Linked DNA regions of Homo sapiens: region 2 is linked to region 1. A link is an interaction called in ENCODE POLR2A ChIA-PET data of the cell type or tissue named here. Cell type or tissue: Panc1. All regions are shown on one strand.

The links. Peaks named below come from ENCODE experiments on the same cell type or tissue, not always from the same donor. Only the 100,000 strongest peaks of a DNase experiment are listed, where the experiment ranks them.
Region 2: POLR2A ChIA-PET joins it to region 1 with 19 read pairs; 2 of 35 experiments call an interaction of 5 or more read pairs at or near these places.

What each region holds. Positions count from the first base shown.
Region 1 is chr10:63,139,618-63,147,617 of GRCh38, reverse strand. NRBF2 (nuclear receptor binding factor 2) reads right to left here. Exons shown (of 4, transcript NM_030759.5): 2 at 1,325-1,409. Among named protein-coding and RNA genes, the nearest start is that of NRBF2, 10 kb to the right of the region's middle. In Panc1, no CTCF peak of the experiment used is centred here; no DNase peak of the experiment used is centred here.
Region 2 is chr10:62,105,672-62,113,671 of GRCh38, reverse strand. No RefSeq gene overlaps it. Among named protein-coding and RNA genes, the nearest start is that of LINC02621, 150 kb to the left of the region's middle. RefSeq lists enhancers at 3,771-3,840, 3,871-3,920. In Panc1, no CTCF peak of the experiment used is centred here; no DNase peak of the experiment used is centred here; H3K27ac peaks cover 6,111 bases.

The sequences.
Region 1 (8,000 bases):
AAAAAAGGCTGAGAGCAGTGGCTAACGCCTGTAATCCCAGCGCTTTGGGAGGCCAAGGCGGGTCAATCATGGGGTCAGGAGTTCGAGACCAGCCTGGCCAACATGGAGAAACCCTGTCTCTACAAAAATACAAGCCGGGGGTGGTGGCACACACCTGTAGTCCCAGCTACTCGGGAGGCTGAGGCAGGAGAACCACTTGAAACCAGGAGGCGGGAAGTTGCAGTGAGCTGAGACGGTGCCACTGCACTCCAGCCTGGGCGACAGAGCAAGACTCCATCTCCAAAAAAAAAAAAAAATTTTAATTTTCTCTGAAAATTACCAACTTCCAGGCAAAAACCACTGTAGTAAGAAGACTTATCCAATCTACTGCCCACCTTGCAGTCTGTATTTCACAAGTAAAATAACAAGGGAGGGGCAGCCTCTGTCAAGAAAGAATATGGCTCTGATCATCATACTGGCCTAGAGGGAAAGGAACATGCCTGCCAGCAGAAGACTTCAGGGTTTGCCCTAAGAAAGGTGACTTGCACTCATTTTGGATGAGGCATGAGTAAAACATCCTTTACCCAAAGATTTTTAAATTTTTTTATTTTTATTTTTATACTTACCACTACACTAACGAGGACCCAAAGTTTTTTGGTTACTCAGCCAACAGAAACTGGTCTAAGCAAAACAGGCCCCCAAGATCTATTTCTGAATTCAACATATGCTAGGTTGCTTGACTGACTAGGGTAAAATTAGGTCTTTGATAAGAAGCTAACAATTCTAAAATTCATACTGAAATGAAAGCTAACATCAGCATGTTACTACAGGCATGCATGTAGAGATGAGATATTCAGAAGGGAAGCTAAAAAAAAGACCACAGGAAAAATCTCCCACATTTTAGGTAACAAAAGTCTTATAGTAAGTTTTGCATTATCAGCATGTTAGAAAACAGAAGCTCAGTGAAAATGAATTGGTTGGAATTGAATTGAATTACTATTTTTAGAACCTGAAATGGCCAACTATTTGAAACCCAAACTCCTTTTTATAATAACTAAGATAAAATGGCAGACTTGTTACAATCAGCTCCTGTTTTTAGGGATCTTTGGGCTCAGAGAGCTGTATCCAGGAACTGTTTACCACATTTATGCCATCTTCATGATTTAGAAAGAAGATTGGATTAGCAGGAGCTGGGAAATCCAACACACTTACTTGAAAAATAATCAAAGCTGATATTCTGGTGGGTCAGCAGTATCAGTCTTGCATATGAAAAGCAACACACATTATTACTATTGTGACTTTCTGCTCTTCAGTTTTACACTGAGTACTTAATAAGAATACTCACCTGCAGCCTTTTTGTGACAAGAAATAGCCTCTTCGTATTTGCCTGCAGCTAATAAACGGTCTGCTCGTCTGCTCTGTTGATGAGCCTAGAAGACAAACATCCCTAAGTTCCTCTGGATCATAAAATAAAACATGATTTCTTTCAAAAAGCAACTACCTTTTAAGAAGATAAATAATACTGTTTTGTTGCCACATATCAAATCACTATTACAGCTCTATCTGTAGCTGGGGAAATGTAATGGGTAGAGCCTAGAACTGCAGCATCTGAAAGGAACTGGCAACTTCTTTCACTTCTACCATAAGCCCTCTCAAGGTTAACACCAGGCACTTAACTCCTTCAGTGACTCACATTCTTCCACTCTTTGGAGATAAACCAAGAGTTACAATCATAGATTGTTATTCAAAATGTCTATTTTCTTGATTTTTAACAAGCTCCTTTCAAAACAAGAGCTATTTTGTAGATACTTTCACTAATCTGTATAGTCTAAAAACTATAATCAGGAAATCACTCATCATGTAGTAAAATCCAAGCTTCTCTTCTATCATCTCATTCTTTCAACATTAAAGTTACTATTTGTTTTTAAAATAAAAAATTTGGACATTGCAGTTGATGAATTCATGATACCAACATCTAATATTACAAAGATTGTTTTAAAGATATCTCATCAAAAGAACAAAGTCAAAAAAATCAGAAGTTCTAACAGCAAATAATGTAATTGAAGGAAAACTTATTAAATAAGCAGTCACTGGCCTCCTTACACTTTAATAATTTCAAAAGAGCTTTAAGTCCAGGCACAGTGGCTCATGGCTGTAATCCCAGCACTTTGGGAGGCTGAGGCAGGCGGATCATCTGAGGTCAGGAGTTCAAGACCAGCCTGGCCAACATGGTGAAACCCCATCTCTACTAGAAATACAAAAATTAGCTGGGCGCAGTGGCTCACGCCTGTAATCCCAACACTTTGGGAGGCCGAGGCGGGCAGATCATGAGGTCAGGAGATCGAGACCATCCTGGCTAACAGGGTGAAACACCGTCTCTGCGGGCGCCTGTAATCCCAGCTACTCAGGAGGCTGAGGCAGGAGAACTGCTTGAACCTGGGAGGCAGAGGTTGCAATGAGGCAAGATCATGCCATTGCTCTCCAGCCTGGGTGAAAACAGTGAAACTCCATCTCAAAAAAAAAAAAAAAAAAAAAAAGCTTTAATATACATTATTTCAGCTGCTTTAACTACGACTTTGTTAATGTGTTTTCCTCTCTTACATAAGGAGGCCCAAAAGACTGATGGGGAGGTCGTGTAACTTACATAAGATTATACATTTAACTAGCAAGGAGAAAGGCAGAGATAATCAGCTAAAGTTTTCTACCTCATGTAACGATTTTCCTCAGTAACAAACACACACGATTTAGCAAAGCTTCACAGCTTCACAAAAAAGCAAAAAGCATTGTACACCCATATTCATAACAGCATTATTCACAACAGCCAAAAGGTGAAAGCAATCCAGATGTCCATCAACAGATAGATGGATAAATGCAGTATACACACACAATGGAAAGGTACTGTCTTTAAAAGTAAGGTAATTCTGGCCGGGCGCGGTGGCTCACGCCTGTAATCCTAGCACTTTTGGAGGCCGAGGCAGGCAAATCACAAGGTCAGGAGATCGAGACCATCTTGGCTAACACGGTGAAACCCCGTCTCTACTAAAAATACAAAAAAAATTAGCCAGGCGTGGTGGGGGGCACCTGTTGTCCCAGCTACTCAGGAGGCTGAGGCAGGAGAATAGCGTGAACCCGGAAGGCAGAGCTTGCAGTGAGCCGAGATCGCGCCACTCCACTCCAGCCTGGGTGACAGAGCGAGACTGTGTCTCAAAAAAAAAAAAAAAGGGAAGATAATTCTGACACATACTACAACATGGATGAACTGTGAGGACATTAGACTGAATAAAATAAGCCAGTCATAAAAGGACAAATACTATACAAATCGACTTATTGGGTATCTAAAGTAGTCAAATTCTTAAAAACAGGAAAGTTGAATGGTGGAACAACTCATCATTGAACAGGGGAGGGGGAAATGGGGAGTAGGTATTCAAACGGCATAGTTTCAGTTTTGCAAGATGAAAAAATTCTGGACATTTGTTGCACAACCATGCGAATATACTTAACACTACTAAACTGTACACTTAAAAATAATTAAGAAGGTAAACTTCACGTGTTTTTTACATCACTTAAAAAAGGTAAAAAGTGGCTGGGTGCTGTGGCTCATGCCTATAATCCCAGCACTTTAGGAGGCCAAAGCAGGCAGATCACTCGAGCTCAAGAGTTTGAGACAAGCCTGGGCAATATGGTGAAAACCCATCTCTACAAAAAATACAAAAATTAGCCGGGTGTGGCGCTCGCACCTGTAGTAGTAGTCCCAGCTACTGAGGAGGCTGAGGTAGGACAATCACTTGAGCCTGGGTAATGGAGGCTGCAGTGACCTGTGATCGCACCACTGCACTCCAGTCCGGGCAACAGAGTGAGATCTTGTCTCAAAAAAAAAAAAAAAAAAAAATCGGGCATGGTGGCTCATGCCTGTGATCCCAACACTTGCGGAGGCCAAGGCGGGTGGATCATCTGAGGTCAGGAGTTTGAGACCAGTCTGGCTAACATGGTGAAACCCCGTCTCTACAAAAATTAGCCCAGCAGGATGGTGGGTGCCTGTAATCCCAGCTACTCGGGAGGCTGAAGCAAGAGAATCGCCGCTTCAACCCGGGAGGCAGAGGTTGCAGTGAGCCGAGATCGCACCATTACACTTCAGCCTGGGCAACACAGTGAGACTCGGTCCCAAAAAAAAAACAAATCTGTTCTGTCAGTTAGCTGAAAAATGATTTGTCTTGGATGCTTTTTAAAGACATGTCCCTTTGATGCTGCATAAAAGTACTTCACAGAATCACGTTTGCAACTGAGATTATAAATATTCTGGGCATGTTTACAAATCATACTCAGTATAAAACACAGGTGAAGACAAAAGTAGAAAACAGCACTTCCAGCAATGCCTTGCTGTTTGCCTTTTCCCCACTTCTATTTTTGTAGGAAAGAAGCAACAATCTTAAAGACAAGATTCGTGCCTTTCAATTACAGGATTTCAGATACTTTTTATTTTTTAAATAGTAATCAAACTTTCCTCTAAGTCTTAACATATGCCTGGGAACAACAATAGGTCACAAGAAATGACTGGGTAGGCTGGGCGCAGTGGCTCATGCCTGTAATCCCAGCACTTTGGGAGGCTGAGGCAGGCAGATCACTCAAGGCCAGGAGTTTAAGACCAGCCTGGCCAATATGGTGAAACACCATCTCAACTAAAAGTACAAAAATTAGCCAGGCATGGTGGCACATGCCTGTAATCCCAGCTACTCAGGTGGCTGAGGTACAAGAATTGCTTGAACCTGGAAGGCGGAGGTTGCAGTGAGCTGAGATCGTGCTACTGCACTCTAGCCTGGGCAAGAGAGCAAGACAGCCTCAAAAAAAAAAAAAAAAAAAAGAAAGAAAGAAAGAAAAGAAATGACTGGGGGCTTAAAATAATGGATGAATTTTAACCTGGAGACTTGGACTGAGCAAAAAATACATTCTGAACACATGAGCATTTTCTAGTACCCACAAATTATACAGGTATTTTGGGAAAAGAATGTACATGATGAAGAAAGCTAGTATGCACAAGCAGTTATGATTAACCTAATTTCTCTAATGAACATGTTTTGATACTATTAAAGCAAGTGGTATTAAATCAATAAGCAATAAGGCTCTAGGTTTTAATGAAAATACAAATCACCTGGTTAAAATACAGATTCTAAAAGGCCGGGCATGGTGGCTCACACCTGTAAGCCCAGCACTTTGAGAAGACGAGGCAGGAGAATTGCTTGGACCAGGGCGGCAGAGGTTGCAGTGAGCTGAGATCGTGCCATTGCACTCCAGCCTGGGCAACAAGAGTGAAACTCCATCTCAAAAAAAAACAAAAAAAACAAAAAAAACAAAGGTTCTGATTCAGGAGGTTTGGAGTACGGCTTGAGATTCCACCCAGGTAAAGCCAAAGTTGCTGGCTTATGGATACACTCTAAGAAGCAGGGATGAGATGCTATTTCAGGTTACTTCATTCTAACACCTTTTTTCTATCTGTGTGTGTCGCTGATGATTTCAATCACTTTCTTCTAGTATGGATATTTATGTAGCTCCATAATTAAACTTCAAACTCTGTGATGACGGAATAAATTCTTAATTGAACACCAAAAAAATAAAAAGTTCTCAAACAGTGAGAGCAGGTCCTCATGGCTCTCCCAGCTCCCTTAAAACATCCCCATGTAGAGTCCAATCTCTAACCAGTCTGCCAATTTAGGAGTTAAATCTCATTATAGTTTCAGATTATTACTGAGCTCAACAAAAACACACCATCTCCTCTAGGTTATTTGGCACCAGAGCAATCAAATTTCGTATTTTAAGTACATTTCCTACTATGTTCTTATCAGACACACAGCAAACTCGTTATAGAGCTCGACTGCCAACGTTCAAATCTCAGTTTGACCACATATGAGACACATAAGCCCGGCTTTCCCAATTATCTGCCTCAGTTTTCTCATCTCTAAAATGAAAGTTATTGTCTGCTTATGTAAATTTGATGGCACCAAAAACAAAAGAGTTTGTGAAAATTAAACTAGTTGAAACATCACAGTGCTTAGAATGGTGCCTGGTACTGGTACATACTCGATATAGCCCTCGTTAAGTACTACAAAAGACAATAGAAGTGATGGAAGTACCTGCCATCAAGAAGTTGACAATATAGTTGGGTCTAGACTGAATTGCATTTTAAAAAAATTTTCATCTTAATTACTTTTGAGACAGGGTTTTGCTCTGTTGCCCAGGCTGGAGTGGAGTGGTGCAATCATAGCTCACTGCAGCCTCAATATCCTGGGCTCCAGCAATCCTGCCACCTCAGCCTCCTGAGTAGCTGGAAATACAGTCACACGGCACCACATCCAGCTAACTTTTATTTTTTGTAGAGGTGGGGTCTTGATATCTTGCCCAGGCTGGTCTCAAACTCCTGGGCTCAAGCAATCTTCCTCCCTCACTCACCCAAAGTGCTGGAATTATAGGCATGAGCCACCATGCCCAGCTAAATTGCATTTTTTATAAACTGAAGATTTTACAGAAAACCTATCTTGGTGGTGCTTCTCATTTTTAAAACAACTTTTACAGTTTACACATATTAAAACTAGTCTCTCTTTAAATACTGTTCTTGGTAGAATCACAGCCATTAAAAGCACTAGGCTGAGGCCAGGAGCGGAGGCTCACGTCTATAATCCCAGCACTTTGGGAGGCCGAGGCAGGCAGATCACGAGGTCAGGAGTTTGAGACCAGCCTGGCCAACATAGTGAAACTTCATGTCTACAAAAAATACAAAAATTAGCCAGACATGGTGGCGCCCACCTGTAGTCCCAGCTACTCGGGAGGCTGAGGCAGGAGAATCGCTTGAACCTGGGAGGCAGAGGTTGTGGTGAGCCGAGATTGCGCCACTGCACTCCAGCCTGGGTGACAGAGTGAGACTCCATCTCAAAAAAAAAAAAAGTAATAGGCTGGGCACGGAGGTTCATGCCTATAATCCCAGCGCTCTGTGAGGCCGAGGTGGGAGGGCTGCTTGAGACCAGCATAGGCAACATAGTGAGACCCCATCTCTACAAAAAATAGAAAAATTAGCTGGGTGTAGTGGTGCACACCTGTAGTCCCAGCTACAGGAGGGACTGGTAGGAGGATCAGAAGCTCAGGAGGTTGAGGCTACGGTGAGCCGTGATTACGCCACTGCACTCTAGTCTGTGGGACAGAGGAAGATACTGTCTCAAAAAGAAAAGGGTAGTAAGTCCATAAACATGTTTCTCTGGTAATTCAAAGAAATTCACAATAAAGCAGTCCCACCTCTGTGTACTTCCTAGGCAATCCATATGATTCTGTGGGACTTCCCACATTCTTTTTTAATTGCTTGATGGGTTACGTTAGATTGAGGTCTACAGCTGTGGTTGCCCATCATTTCTGACAGATGATTCGTTTTGTAAACAGCTGACATAAACTTATGGTATTGATAACTATAGTATAGAACTATATTTTCTCTTCCTTATGATTTCCTTGCTGTTTTTTTTGAGATGGGGTCTCATTCTGTCACCCAGAGGCTGGAATGCAGTGGCATGATAACGGCTCACTGCAGCCACAACCTCCTGGGCTCAAGTGATCCTCCTATCTCAGCCTCTCAAGTAGCTGGAACCACAGACATGTGCCACCATGCTCAGCTATTTTTTTTTTTCTTTTGGTAGAGACCGGTTTTCACTATGTTGCCTAGGCTGGTCTTGAACTCCCGGGCTCAAGCAGTCCACCTGCCTCGGCCTCTCAAAGTGCTAGGATTACAGGTGTGAGCTACCATACCAGGCCCACATTGTTGTATTACCTTGTCGTCTGGATACCTAAAGAATCCCTTCTCCAGATTTTCAAACTTAGGAGCAGACAATATGAAGAAAGTCTAATTAATGTGACATTCAGAGGCTAGCCAGGTGGAAATATAGGTCTGCAGAAAGGAGGAGTGAAGCAGACAAGCCTGAAAAGGCAAAAAAAGAGAGGGAGAGTCTGATTAAGTCGGACTGACAGGCTCTATACGGTCATAAACCAAG
Region 2 (8,000 bases), 1.0 Mb after region 1:
TATACATAAAACACAGACATTTTGTATTAATTACATTTATTGTTTATTCTGTTTTTACAAAATGGGAACATATTACTTGTATTATTAGGCTGATGCAAAAGTAATTGTGGTAATTACTTTTAATGGCAAGAACCACAGTTGCTTTTACTTTTGCACTAACCTAATATTTTGTAACCTTCTTTTTGCACTTAATATATTTTTGTTGTACTGACTTATCATTGAATATATTTTATGAATACCATCATGTATTTAACCAATCTCCTACTGCTGGACATTTAGGTTATCTTCCAAGTTTTTTATATTAAATAATGATGCACTGGAAATCCTCAGACACATGTCTTTGTGCCCTTGTGCTATTATTTCCTCAGATACATTTCCAGAAAGAAATTGTTGAATCCAGAGACTCAGTGCCACGTTTTATGTTTTGATAGATACCACAAAACTGCACGGAAGTAATGCTGTGTCAACTTGTACTCTTACCAGTGGCATTTAAGAGTTTCAAGTGCTCGGTTTCATCAGGAATGACTTGATTCCCTGGCAAGAGCTTTCACATTAACAGTGATATTGGTAATGCTTACTAGATCAGACCATGTGCTAAGTACAGGTTGAGTATCCCATATCTGAAATGTTTGGGACCAGAAATGTTTCAGATTTTGGAATATTTACATTACATATACGTTCTGATTCTGCATCCCAAATCCAAAGAATTCGAAATCTGAAATACTTCAACGAGCATTTCCTTTGAGTATCATGTCAGTGTTCAAAAGGTTTCGGAGTTTGGAGTATTTTGGATTTTAGGTTTTTTGATTAGAGACATTCAACCTGTAGTTATTGAGCATTATTTCATTTAGTCCTTACAATGTGTAGGGGAGATAGTATAATATCTACTTTCAAGATGAGAAATCTGAAGCTCAGAGAGGTTAGTTAACCCACTCAAGTTTACACAGCTAGGAGGCAACAATGTTGGGGATAACCAAGATTCTCTCCTTAACCAAACTTTAATCAGGCTCCTCTGAGTCATCTTTTTGATGAGGCCTCACCCTGAAGGCTTTGTCCTTGGCCTATTTAGTCCAGTTTTAGTAAGAATCCTGTTGGGTCAGTTTAGCAAATATCCCCCACCCTTGATATCTGATGAAATTCCTCATCCCCATCTCTGGATATTTTTTCACCCTGGCCTTCCTTCAGCAAGAAGCTTGTCAAGTAGGTTTAGCCAGAATCTGCCTTACCCCTTGTTTACCCTTATAAAATGTTTACTGTTAGTAATTTTCCATCCACTGACCCTACCCTGCCCCTTGGCTATAAATCTCTACTTTTCATTGTTGTATTCAGAGTTGAGGCCAATCTCTCCCCCCTGGCAAAATTCCATTGTAGTAGTCTCCCTTGAATAGTCTGGCTTACTGTCTTTAACAAATGTCATGAATATATATATATATATATATATTTTTTTGAGATGGAGTCTCGCTCTGTCGCCCAGGCTGGAGTGCAGTGGCGCAATCTCGGCTCACTGCAACCTCCACCTCCCAGGTTCCCGCCATTCTCCTGCCTCAGCCTGCCGAGTAGCTGGGACTACAGGCGACCGCCACCACGCCCGGCTAATTTTTTGTATTTTTAGTAGAGATGGGGTTTCACCGTGTTAGCCAGGATGGTCTCGATCTCCTGACCTCATGATCTGCCCGCCTCGACCTCCCAAAGTGCTGGGATTACAGGTGTGAGCCACTGCGCCTGGCCAATATTTTTTTTTTAATAGGGATTGAAACCTGGGTCTGTCTGACTTTGTGGACACTGTCACACTCACCAGTATTTTTGAAAAAAGAGTTCTAAAAATTTTGGACTTGAATCTCCAGTAAACTACAGATATCCTTTAAAACAAACACATTTCATACATGAAGGTGCACAGCATAATTGGTTAAAAGAAGTTACTGTGGTATCAGACTACCTAGCTCCAAGTCCCAGCTCTGCAACTCACAAGCTGGGCAAATCACTTACTTGGCAGTGCCTCTGTTCCTTCGTCTGTAAAATGGGGAAAATATCAGTATGTACCTCATAAAGTTGTCATGAAAATTAAATGAGTTCATACATGTGAGCACTTTGAACAATGTCTAAGTACCAGCAAGCACTGTTACGTATACACTATTATTGTTATGCACGCAATATATCATATTCATTGTAAAGAAAACCCTATCCCCACTTAAAAAAATCAAAAAGATGAGATAAAAAGTAGATTAAACAGAAATGCATTATATTCTGCCTGTCTTCCTGGACTGGCTTGCACAGCTCCTGGCTTCCTTATTTTCTCCTTTGGCCACTGTGGGGATTGACTGTACCCACTTTGAATATTCCAATGGGCCATGTAGACCCATAGTGTGAGCCCATTAAGATCATAGACTGGGGATATTGTTCAGGAACCAAGAGGCTCAAAGAAACAAGTTTGCACTGAGAATGAGTCTGAGTACCCAAAGATCAGGCCGGAGTCCTGCCAGGAGAGGGGCAAGGCTGGCACTTCATTTCAGCTAAGCACAAAGTTTACATCGCATTGAGGACTTTCCCTGACCCATCTCTTTTCAAGTAGCTCCCTCATTCCCAGTCAGTCTATTCCATCACTTAGTTGTATTTTCTTCTTCACTGCTTCTCTGAAATTGTCCAATTTCTTTGTTTGTGTGTTTATTTTCTGTCTCCTTCATCAAGATATAGGATGCCATCTATTTCTTTCATAGTAGTATTTCCGGTGGTTAAACCAGTTCCTGGTACAGGGTTGGTGCTCCATAGATATTTATAGGATTAATGAGAAATTTAACCTTCTCTTATCGCCCCAGGGACTGCAAGAAGCTAATAAATAGAAGTTAAGGAACTTGAGAGCTTACCTAGGTAGCTCCTCCCCTATTGCCCGCCCCCTTCCTCATACTCCCAATTGATAAATGAGAAAATTGAAATTTGGAGGTTAGGAGACCATCCAAGAACATACACAGAGCAGGACCGAGGGCTCCTGACTCTTTATTTGACATCCAGGGGCTACATTGTGATGCCTTTTCTTTGCGGGAGGGAATAGGAGAATGCAGAAATTTTCTTTGTGTCTAAAATAGATTAGAAGGTGTAAAATCCAGGCCCTATCTTCTATCCACTGTGAGTCAGAACAAACTGTGTCTGCCTTCCATGGTTTTGAAATAATTTTGATCTAGGAAAGAAGGAAAAAGGAAAAAAGGAAGGGAGGGAGGAAAAGCAGAAAAAGGAACAAGGAAGACGAGAAGGGAAATGTTAATGAGGATATTTCTTTCCTTTTTGGTGTTGGGAATTCTCTGGAGGGTTTCCAGCCCTGGGCTAAAGGATACCTTCTTCTCTCATTCTTCTGGGCCACAGTTGCATTCGGCCTGAGGTTTCTATGGGAGACTAGATTTCAGGTCTATTTAAAGAGACAAGATGATTTGCCTACTACACCTTTTTGTTGAAATTTCTCAATCTTTTCCCATACTCTACTTCTTCTGAATTACATTTTGCCTCCTCTTGCTTTATTTGTATTCCAGCTAAGCCTCACTTCCTCAATGTCCTTCCACATTCTCAACAAAGTTGTATCAGATATTTATTGAGCTGGAACTTATTATATACAGTTACTTTCACTTCCCCTTTCTATGGATACTGCAGACATCTGTTTGAGTAGCTTTATTAGCCCTATTTTTTTACTTATGGAGACAAGGACCCAGAAAAGTTAAGTGATAACTTACCCTGGTATATAAGTCACAGTACTAGAATTTGAAGCCAAATCATGCAATTCCAAAGCCCATGCACTTTCTGTTATATCAGAGCCACTTCCTCTTAACACCATGTTAACCATTTAATAGCAGATTTGGCTGCAAATGACAGAACATCCCATTAATAGCACCTTAAACAAATGGGAAGCTTATTTTTCTCACATAATGAAACATGTAGATGAGCATCATCAGGCCTAGTGTAGTGGCCCAGGGATGTCAGGGGAGACTCAGCTTTGCTCTGTTCCACTGTGCCCTCCTTAGCATGTTACTTTCACCCTCAGACATGTTGCCACTGGTTGTAAGATGGCGACTCCACCTGCAGCCTCATGGCCACATTCCCAAAAGAAGAAAAACAGGGAAGGAGCAAAAGGCCAAAAGAACATGCCAGTTGGATTTGTCCTTTTTAAAGGTCTTTTTTAGGAGTCTCACAGATACTTCTGCTTTTATTTCTTTGCCCAAATGGTGTTGTGGGGGAGCCCCTTGCTGTATGGATAAAGAAGAGATGAGTTGGAGATTGGGTCAGCCAACCAACAACACCTGCTTCATCTTACTTGGCTGAAATTCTTTACCTCTTTACTTTCACATGGCTGCCTAATTGTTTTCTGAGACTCTTCAGAAGCATCCAGCAGTTCTGTAAGTGTAGAAACTGGTTTTACCATCTCTTGCACCCTGCCTGAGGCTAAGCTGGCCTCAAGGAATGACCAGTAAAGATTGACTGGAAAGAACTTCCCAAGAAGGCCATGGGAGAGGAAGAGCTTAGGAGATGGGTGACAGATGGGAGAAAACTCAGCCAGGATCATAGGACACATTCCTGGGGTCCTGCAGGTCCTGGAGTCATGCAGCTGAAGGCTGCTGCATGGTTAGGCCCCTGGGACATGCAGGGTTCATAAGAAGGTAGGAGGGATATAAGCCATCTCAGTCTGCCCAACTAAGCAGAGGGGAGGAAAAGCATGAGGTGAGCCTGTATCTGTTTTTGCCATCTCACTCCACTTTATCTATAGAGAGGAAATGCTTGCACAAATCATAATGACATTCTCTTTTAAGCCTGATTTCCTTTCATTCATTTTAACTCTCTTGATGCTGAAGCCAAGCTCTCTGATGGCTACATATGGGGGAACCATTATTATGGGTGGCAAGTGGGGGGATCTGTGAGCTGATGGAAAGTCTCCTGCTCTAGAAATAGCTCTTCCTGGGACCCTAGCAGTGTTGGACAGGCCACCATTTGAACTTAAATCTTTTTGGTCAAAACATTATCTGGTATCTTTTTCTTTATTGCTGCCTCTTCCACACTTTTTTTTTCTCTAGAGGCAGGATCTTGCTATGTTGCCCAGGCTGGAGTGCAGTGGCTATTCACAGGCATGTACTACAGTCTTAAACTCCTGGCCACAAGCCTTAGCCTCCTCTGTAGCTGGAACTACAGGTATGCGCAACCACGCCTGGCTCTCCCACTTTTTATTTTATTTTATTTTTTATTTTTATTTTTTACTTTTATTTTTTATAAACTATAGACATTTAAAGAAGAAAAAGTCTGGGTGCAGTGGCTCACGCCTGTAATCCCAACACTTTGGGATGCTGAGGCAGGTGAATCACTTGAGCTCAGAAATTTGAGACCAGACTGGGCAACATGGTGAAACCCCCGCTCTAAAAAAAAAATACAAAAAATTAGCCAGGCGTGGTGGTATGCACCTGTAGTTCTCAGCTGGAGGCTGAGGTGGGAAGATCCCTTGAGCCTGGGAAGTTGAGGCTGCAGTGAGCCATGATCGTGCCACTGCACTCCAGCCTGGGTGACAGAGTGAGACCCTGTCTCAAAATAAATTAATTAAATAAAAATAAAAAATAATGGCTGGGTATGGTGGCTCACGGCTCTAATCCCAACACTTTGGGAGGCCAAGGCGGGTGGATTACTTGAGGTCAGGAGTTTGAGACCAGACCAGCCTGGCCAACATGGTGAAACCCCCGTCTCTTCTAAAAATATAAAAATTAGCTAGGTGTGGTGGCACACACCTGTAATCCCAGCTACTCGGGAGGCTGAGGCAGGACAATCTCTTGAACCCAGGAGGTGGAGGTTGCAGTGAGCTGAGATTGTGCCACCGCACTCCAGTGGGACCCTGTCTCAAAATAGTAATAATAATAATAATAATAATAATACTATTAATAATAATAATAAGAAGAAAAAAAGTTCATCATCTCACTACTCAGGTAATCCATGTCCATATTTTAACGAATGAAAGTAATTCACCTATGTATTTTTAAAACTTCCAATAGTAAAGTATGAAATGAAACATAAAAGTCTTCATGCATCAGCTCTTTGTCTCTGCCCAAAAGTAGCCACTTGTAAAATATTTTTTATTGCTTTTAGAAAATGTGTTTATTTCTAGACCAGTGTGCATGTCTGTCTGTCCATCTATTCCTATAAAATTGACATAAAAAGAATGATTCAGTACACACAGTCCTCTACCTCTTTTTTCCCTGTCTCTGATATACAGAAAGCTACTTCATTCTTTTTCACAGCTGATAATAATCTATCAGATAGGAGGAGCCCCATAGGCTATGTAACTATCCCTTACTGATGGGTTACTTTTCCTTGTTGCTGTTACAAACAATGCCACAGGGAACACACCTGTACATATCTCTTGACCAACATGTGCAGGGATAATTATATAGGTAAATTCTTAGCAAGCAAATATTACTGAGTAAAATAATATGTACCTTTAAAAGTAGATGGACTTTGTCAAGCTTCCTTCCAGAAATGAACCAGTCCACCACCCCTGCCCCACATCAGTGTCTGACAGTGCTTGCCTGTCAATAGCCTTCTCAGAACAGGACTCATCACTGTAGGTTCTCATAACATGAGTTAAGAAACAATCTGTTGCTGCTGTTTAATTTTCATTATTTTACTTACAAATAATATTGAGCATATTTTCATACTTACTATGTCTTATTTTCACTTTTTGGTAATTAACTACTGATAAGCTTTGTCAATTTTTTTTTCCTATTGGATTGTTCGTTTTCTATTTTATTTACAAAAGCTTTTTGAAAATGAAAGCAATTAGCTCTTTTCCTGTCACATCCATTATAAATATTTTCCCAACTTGTCACTCGTTTCTTCTCTTAGTTGAGGGTATATTTTTACCCACCCCTCCAAAAAAAAATCACAATTTTTATATAGTCAAATTTAACTTTATGGTCTCTGGGTTTTGAATCCTTCCTAGAAAGGCCTTTCCTATTCCAGGAGCTTAAACACAGTCATTTATTTTCCTAGAACCATTATAGCTCATTTTCTATATTTAATTTTTTTTTTTTTTGAGACGGAGTCTCGCTCTGTCACCCAGGCTGGAGGGCAGTGGTGCAATATCGGCTCACTGCAACCTCTGCCTCCGGAGTTCAAGCAATTCTCCTGCCTCAGCCTCCTGAGTAGCTGGGACTAACAGGCACCTGCCACCATGCCCGGCTAATTTTTTTGTATTTTTGGTAGAGACGGGATTTCACCGTGTTAGCAGGATGATCTCGATCTCCTGACCTTGTGATCTGCCCGCCTCGGCCTCCCAAAGTGTTGGGATTACAGGCATGAGCCACTGCTCCCGGCCCTACATTTAAATTTTTGATCCATCTGGAATTGATGTTACTAAAATAACTGAAGTAAGGATCCAGCTTTATTTTTTTTCTCCAGTCAATTGATCTAGCACTGTTTACTGATTAATTGCCTTTTCCTCACTGTTTTAAAGTGTTGCCATTTCATATCTTAGTTCCCGTATGATTTTGGTTTCATTTATGAACTCTTCATTCTTATTCATTGATCTATTTTTCCCTAATGCCAAACCATTTTAATTATTAGAGCTTTAAAATAGTTTTAGTATCAGTCATCTAGTTCTTACTGTTTTTCATTTTCAACACTTTTTCTGACTCATCTTCATAATTAGTTTTACAAACAAACATTAATATTATTTTGTTAAGTTAAAAATTGCTATTTCAGTTGGGATTTCATTAAATGTACAAATTAACTTAGGAGGAAATGATATTTTTCTATCAAAGACCATAGTGTGTCTTTCCATTTGTTAAGTCATTTTTAGGTCTGCCAATAGGTTATCAAAGAGTTTTTAATAAAAGTCCTGCAAATTACTTGTTATATTGATCTTTAGGATTCTTTTCAGTTGCTGTATTTTAAATGAGATCTTTTCTTTTACCATAACCTCTAACAAGTTACGGTTTAGGAAAGCCTACTGGTTTTAAATAGTTACTTAGCAACTCATCTCTTCT